2 separate regions of the Homo sapiens genome follow, and region 1 is linked to region 2. A link is a contact called in ENCODE Hi-C or POLR2A ChIA-PET data. All regions are on one chromosome and are shown on one strand. The core of a region is the stretch at or near the end of the contact, and the rest is flanking DNA. Distances in the headings are between cores, read along the strand shown.

Evidence for each region. A loop is a pair of places that touch in the nucleus more often than their neighbours do. ChIA-PET counts read pairs that join two places held with the same protein, here RNA polymerase II (POLR2A). Pooled maps may share reads with other maps.
Region 1: a loop to region 2 is called in a pooled map, with 4 times the contacts of the local background. The contact joins the promoter of GNPDA1 here to the promoter of MALINC1 in region 2. A Hi-C loop is called at or near these places in 4 of 50 pooled maps. POLR2A ChIA-PET finds 5 or more read pairs at or near these places in 2 of 52 experiments (B cell and T-cell).

What each region holds. Positions count from the first base shown.
Region 1 is chr5:142,011,320-142,015,138 of GRCh38, forward strand. It overlaps GNPDA1 (glucosamine-6-phosphate deaminase 1), which reads right to left and starts at 1,708. Exons shown (of 7, transcript NM_005471.5): 1 at 1,676-1,708; 2 at 593-722. The coding sequence starts at 716. RefSeq lists silencers at 833-892, 1,564-1,833 and a cis regulatory region at 2,975-3,247.
Region 2 is chr5:140,106,695-140,110,009 of GRCh38, forward strand. MALINC1 (mitosis associated long intergenic non-coding RNA 1) reads right to left here and starts at 1,318. Exons shown (of 4, transcript NR_102741.1): 1 at 715-1,318. It overlaps LOC124900193, which reads right to left and starts at 2,575. Exons shown (of 4, transcript XM_047417990.1): 1 at 1,090-2,575. The coding sequence starts at 2,291. The coding sequence ends at 1,365. RefSeq lists enhancers at 418-517, 1,628-2,129 and silencers at 1,048-1,117, 1,148-1,207, 1,218-1,477.

The DNA of each region.
Region 1 (3,819 bases), core at 458-2,957, 1.9 Mb after region 2:
CAGGTAGGGCCACTAGGGCAAACCCATCCATCTCTGAAAGAAATAATCAGGACATTTGTCTTGAGGAGCTGGGGTCAAAATATCTTTCTGAAAAAGCAACATTTTGATTTTTTCCAAAAGAAATTAGAACTGTTTTTTATTTAGGTCCTGTGTTTAATTAAGCCTTACAGAAAATTACCTAAGTGACTATCTTTTCAATTCTCCCAAGGATGGTACTTAGCTGGTACCCCTCTAGATGCAGAGAAGAGAAATTAATTCATTACATAAAATGAATGCCTTAGGGTATCAGGACTTAATTCTGTTAAGAAACCCTGGTGGACAGGGCTGACTTAGGATGTAGCCTAAAAATCAAATTCTTCCTGCCAACCAAGATCCCTTCTGCTCCAGGATTCTGCAGGGACAGGCAGCGACTAAACCAACCCATAAGGGAAGCTGGGTCCTTTGTATGTGGAAGGGGCAGGAAGGTGCTCTCTCAGCACCAGTACCCCAGAGCCCCCGTGAAGTCCCTTGGCTGAGTGAGCCGGTGTACCTGGCCCCTGTTGCCTACTCTCTCCACCCTTATCCACGGCACCCTCTCCATCCAAGAACGCACCAGTGGGGAGCCCCAGGGTGAAGTACTTCTCTGGCCCTGGGTTAAACTGGATGATGCGGTTCCTGATGTATTTAGCCGCCCACTCGCTCGCCTGAGAATAGTGCTCCAGGATGATGAGCTTCATCTTGTCCTGCAGTGGGGGAGAGGGGATGACAGAAAGGAATCAATGGTAAGGGGCAGAGAAAGAGATGGAGGTGGTGGGAGAAGCTTCTCTTACCCAGCAACAATCCCCTTCCCAAGCTGTCTGAGCCAGGAAAAAGGCCTTTCTATTCACAGAGGAGCTAAGAGGCTAGGCCAGTCGTCTCCACCACCCACAGACCACGAGGAGGCGCCACTGGGGGCAGATCTGGGTTCTAATCTCAGCTCCTTCACTTACCACCTGCAGGACCTCGGTCAAAGGACCTAAGTTCTCTCTGAGCCGTTTCCTCCTATGTAAAAATTGGGACAATAGTACCTACTTCACAGACTTCACGACGGGTAATATGAAATGAGAGAATGCATGTAAACAACTTAGTATTTTCTACGTTGGCTGTTACCATCCAGATAGATGCTCGGCTCAGCCCCGCCTCCCTCATCCCTGCCCCTACCGGAACGGGATACCCTACCCCCTCCCCGCCGTCTACCCCAAGACTCTTCCTCCAGAAGTAGAGAGGTCATGGGATCATGCTGGGCCACTAGAGCAGGTGGGGCAATGAGCTCTGCCTGGGGAGCTGTGTGCTCTCTCTGGACTAGCGGAGGGGTCTTCCTACTGGCCCACCTTGCTTTGCGAACCCCTCTGGGTCTTCAGTTTCCCCCAAAGCACAAAAGGGAAAAGGTAATCGCTCCAGAAGGAGGACATTTTGTTCCCCCAGCACTGCGGTTAGTGGGAGTGTGAAGGAAAGAGGCGAAGGTGGCCCGCGCGGTCGTCGGTGGGGTACAGCGTGTCCCCCACCCCCATTACCACCCCATCGCCCCTCCGATCCCTCCTGGAAAATGTGTGAGGGCGGCTCCCCGGGGTCCCGACCCCGAGTGCCGTAGGGCTGGGGCAGCGCTCCGCGCTCCGGCCCGCGAGGAAGGTCCCCGCCAGCCCTGCTACCCACTTACACGGACGCCTCCCGCGGCGGCTGCAGCGACTGCGCCGGCGGCCCGGCCCCGCGCGGGTCACGTGGCTGCGGGTCACGCGGCGCCGCGTGCGCCGCCCGCCGGGCTGACTCAGCTTGGCCGCAGCTACCCGGACCGACTCTCCCAGGTGGAGGAGTTCCGGCCACTCAGTCCCACCTCGGTCCCTGGCCCCGGCAGGCCCTGGAACAGACCTTAAAAAACACTTTCCCTTGGGAGGCGGGGATTCGAGTCTGGTTTGTGTGTGTGTGTGTGCAAGAGGAGGGAGACTTGAGGGGCGCCGGGTCGCCCCCAGGAATACAACCCCCTGGACCTTGGGGCTGGGGCCGGGGGGTTTTAGTGCAGGGGTTGAGCTGGGGGCAGGCAAAGCAGAATCGCTTCCTCAGTCTCCTAGGGTTGGGCCTGGCTCTGCCTTCAGTTTCTTTCTTTGTTTAGATGCCATTTATTTACCCAAGTATTAAAACTTGTGTTGTTTAAAGTACAATTGGGCTTTTTAATGTCCTTTTTTAAAGATCAAACTTTGCAGCATTATATAATAGAGAAAAAGGCAGGCCCCTGGTTTCCCCAACTCCCCACACCAAGATAACCATTGCTTAGTTTAAGAGTACATTCTGAATTGCTTTCTTTGAATATGCTTACACTGTTATTTTACATAAATGGGAACACATACACATGAGGCTTATATATATCAAGGCTCGGATATTTGACCTGCATTATTTCACTTAATCCTTATTAAGCTCCAGTGAGGTAGGTTTGCCGTTACTTTTTAACAGGTGGAGAAACTGACGCTTGGAGAGAAAAATTAACTTGGCCAGAGGCACAAGTGGTTTCCCTTGTGCCTTCAATTCAGGGGGATCTGTCCAAATCCAAAATCCATGCTTTTTACCGCTAGCGGGCACTGCCTCCCAGCTGGTATGACTGGATTTGGGACGCTTCCATATCAGAAAAAGAGATCCATCTTATTCTTTCCAGTCAACATTAGAGTGTTCCAGACTTCTAGGGACACTTGGGAACTTTCCATGCGGAGGCTGGAGGAAGGACTTGAGTGCTGGTCATCAGTAACATCTTCCATTACATAGGGTTTTGCCAGAGCTTTGTGCGCATTATTTCATAGAATCCCGCCCAATCGTCAGATATGATTACCGCCATTTTATTGATGTGGAAACTGGGGATCAAAGGCGTACAGAGACTTGTGATATATGACCTCATAGTCTGACATCCCGGACTTTAGTCAGTGCTAGGGAGCAGTGGTGAGACCTTCTGAATCAGCCTAGTTTTCCTCCAGCAGCAAAAGGCCAAAGGAATCCTGGCTTTATGCCCACGGGACAGGGCCTTCCTCAGTCAGCCGGGTGGCCACGTTCTGCAATTCTGCTGAATCTGCTCACTGTGGACAGCCCCAGGCGCTCACCCAGCCCTTGGGCCCAACTGCAGCTCCAGACCAGCTTGCTAGGGGTAGGCTTCATCTGGTGAGGCCCTGATGAGACCAGATGGTGGAGCTGATACCTTTACAGTGTGGGGGACTTGCTCTTTGCCTCAGTGTTATTTTGTTTTGTTTTGTTTTGTTTTCCAAATCCTGAGAGGCTGTGAATGGCTCGGTGTTGGTGTAGTTTTTGTTTATTTTTAAATTCAGTCAGAAATCTTTTTTTTTTTTTTTTTGAGATGGAGTCTCGCTCTGTTGCCCAGGCTGGAGTACAGTGGTGTGATCTCTGCTCACTGCAACCTCCGCCTCCCGGGTTCAAGCAGTTCTCCTGCCTCAGCCTCCCGGGTAGCTGGGATTACAGATGCCCACCACCATGCCCAGCTAATTTTTGTACTTTTAATAGAGATGGGGTTTCACCATGCTGGCCAGGCTAGTCGTGAACTCCTGACCTCAGGTGATCTGCCCGCCTTGGCCTCCTAAAGTGCTGGGATTACAGGCATGAGCCACCGCCCCCAGCCAGAAATGTTGTCTCAGCTTGAGGACTGCAGATGTTTCACAATGAAGCTCCAACTCCAATCTCCGATCACGTCTGATAACATGGGCCAGGTCTGCAGCATCTGCATCCAGACCTTTCCAGGAGGAGAGTGACTGACTTCTGGTGACTAAGCCCATTTCCCCTGAGTTACCCCTTCTGCAGGGAACCAGTGCA
Region 2 (3,315 bases), core at 68-2,567:
GGGAAAGATTCTCTAACAAGTGAGTTTAAAAGTCTACCACTGCCTAACAAAGAGGGATTTTGTGGTATATTTGCAAAGTAACTTCAAAACAAAATAGTTAAATAGGTTGAGGCAATGATTAAGTTTTCCTAAATCACAGTTTGACTTCTCGGAGGTCTATTTAAATAATGATAAAGATGATAAATGCAGTTTTTATTTTGCTGCAGTTATTAGCTGATCCACGTTCCATCTACGTATTCAGTGTTGCAGGATGGAGACGTGACAGCGTAGAAAGCGAGCAAAAGCGTTACCGTGCACCAAAAATCTTGTCAAACTTGATACGATTTCAAGAAGACTGTCTTAAAGGACATTTTATAATTTCACATTTAGCCCTTGCATAGCATTTTATGAAAATTAACTTTTACCCTTTCCCCCTCGGCCCAAGGAAGTCGCATTCCCTCAAAGGGGCCCGGCTTCAACATATTACACTGCGTGGGAGGCTGGGCAGCAACCCCACGCTTCCTGTCAAGGATTCCTGGGGCCAGAGCCTGAAAAGTGCTCTAGCCACTCTTCTCTATGCTAATTCTGTCCTTCCGACCCCTCTTGGCGGGTGTCTGAGGGCCAAGGTGAGACTTTCCCCGGAGATGAAAGGCCTATTGCCTCTTCAGAGACCCGGGCGGAGTTGGGGCGGGGGTGCCGCGTGATAGGGTGGTAGCAGAAGTCGCAACGACGCACAGGGCCCTAAGTTGGAGCTGGCGCAGGCCCTTCAGGGTTCTATCCCCGCCAGAGCCTGGCTTCGGCCTTCAGAAGCCAAACGAGTAATAGGTCCTTCTGGGGCGCTGTGGGCGGTGGGTGGAGGAAGTGTGGGCGGAGAGGCCACAGACATCCCCCTCCTCAGACGCGCCCCAAGGCCTGGCCCGCGGAATGTTGACGCGCCAGGAGCCGATAGGGCGCGCTCACGCGCGAGAAGGGGGCGGAAAGAGCGCGCTCGGCGGCCGCCGCGGCGGCAGCTAAAACGGAGGGACGCGAGAGCGAAGGGCGCGAGCCACGGAGTTGGGAGGAGGGGTGGGGAACGCGGAGCGCGCGCTGACGTCGCCTGGAGTCACGCACGGAGCGCCGGGTTACGCGCCGACGTCTGGCTGCCACGACTTGCCGTCTGCGGCGGCGGCGGCGGCGGCGAGCGGATCCCGCAGGGGAAGGAGGAGGAGGAGGGAGAGCCAAGGGGGCTGTGAGTGAGCGGGAGAAGCAGGGTGTGAGCCGGACTTGCCCATGGGAGGGAGAGCGAGCGAGAGCCGAGCCAGCCATCCGAGCCGCCTCCTCCTCCTCCCCTCGGCGTCCCGCCCCCGCCCGCCAGCCCGCCCTCCTTCCTCCTCAGCCCGCAGAGCCTAAGTGAGGCGCAGCTCGGCTAGCGCCGCTGTCCAGGACAGGTGTGCGCGCGCGCGCCCTCCTCCCCTCCCCCCTTCCTCGCGCCTGTCTCGCGCGCGCCCTCCCTCCCGCCAGCCTGCGCCCTCCCTCACCTGCGGCAGGACAGCGCCCGCCCGCCCGGGTAAGCCCCTCGCGACCTTCCCTGCTGCCACTGCCACAGCTCCAGGTGACGCTCGCCCCGTCCCCTTTACTTGCTCTCTCAGCCCAGGAATAATTATAGTACCATTGCAGACATCCCCGCACCCTCCCTCTTGGAGACCCAGGCGGTGCAGCAACGTTCTCTCCCACCCCCCGCAGCGAGAAACGAATGAACCCCCTCCTACTTTCAAAAGAGAACAAAATAACACGCCCCTTAAGAAAAGAGGCGATCCTACCTCCGCAGGCGCTGGAGACCACCAGTGATGCGTTTGCTTAGCAATCCCTGAGCCCCATTTCCCCTGGCCGCCTTCGCCCTGGGGCCTGGGACTGTGCGCTAGACGTGGCTGACACTCCCTGCACGGCAACCCTGGAAGGAGGGAGAGGAAGGAGAGTTCTATAACCCAGGCTTCACTGCCAACCCCTCCTCTGTTCGGTTCCCCCCACCCCACTACCACCAAATGCATACACCCGCCCAGGATGCGTTGTAAAAACAAAACAAAACCAGGAAAAAAAAAAAAAAAACCTTTGGTGCTGACATCGCAGATGAAGCCGGGCCCAAAGATGGGTGGCCCGAACAAGGCATTTTTACTGCCCCACAGCGCTGGGTCAGCTCCACAGCTCCTCTGCCTTTGTCCGAGGGCAAAAGGAACGGATGTGAAGCTGAGGGGTCTTCTCTGTGAGCGGCGGTGGGCCCCGGAGGCGGGCTGTGATGTTTGTAGGGGAAGGCACCCAACCAATATATCTGCCATAAACCTGAACTTGGGTTGGAGAGCCCCCAGAGACTGGCTGGGGTAACTGGTTCGTAGCTGTCTACCCCGGAATAAATGCCACCTTCTTTTCCGCGGTGTCTGCGGGACCCTCTGTTGGGGGTTCTAATTCGTTTTGGCCTGGGCTCCTTACATTTCTGTCCGGCCAGGCGCTTTTGGACAGCTTTTCGCAGCGGTGTCTAAGCTTGTGTTCGGTGTCCTTGGAAGGGAGGTCCCAGAGCTTTACAATAGGCTGGATTTGGTTTGACATCTTTTGGTGGACTGTCAAAGGGGAAAGGAAATTTTTGGATTACTTCAAGATCCCCCACCGCCCCCGCCCAACTGACGTTTGCGAATTGCGGCTTTGGAAATTGGAGTGTTGACTAGAGTGTGGAGAGAGAGTTGCTGATTTCATTGCTTTGAGTACTAGTAAAACCATTTAAGTATCAGCCGGAAGGGAGACAGCTATTGACATTTACATCGGTTCTGTTTGGACCTTTGGGGTACATAAAATGTCGGGTTCTCTGAATTTTTTATCGAATTTAGAATGTCTGCTACATTTATTTAACTTCTGCAAATGCTTAAAATGAAAACATTTTGGAAATGCGAGGATTTTTATCAAGTGGATTGTTCTCTTCATATATTAAATGTTTACTTCATATCTTTAATCCGAAACATTAAAATAGCATTGAAGAGGCATGATTTTCAAGATTAAGTGAGCTATGGAAAAGGAATACGCTTTTAAAGAACGATCTGGGAAATGCTGTTACTATTAGTCATTGTTGTTGTTAAATGTTAAGATTTATTTGAGAGTTTCTCAATTTTTTTGGTAGACAGTCATGAGAAGAAATGGCTAATTCCTCCACTTTGAACATTTACAGTACAACATCCCAGTTAGTTTTAATGATTTGGGTATTGAAGATAGTTGTCTGGTTTAAGACTGGTATTTAATCTAAGTATCACTTGAAAACACAAGCTCTAATGTTCTTTATTTTGGAAATTTGTGATTTTGTAAAATATTAATCAA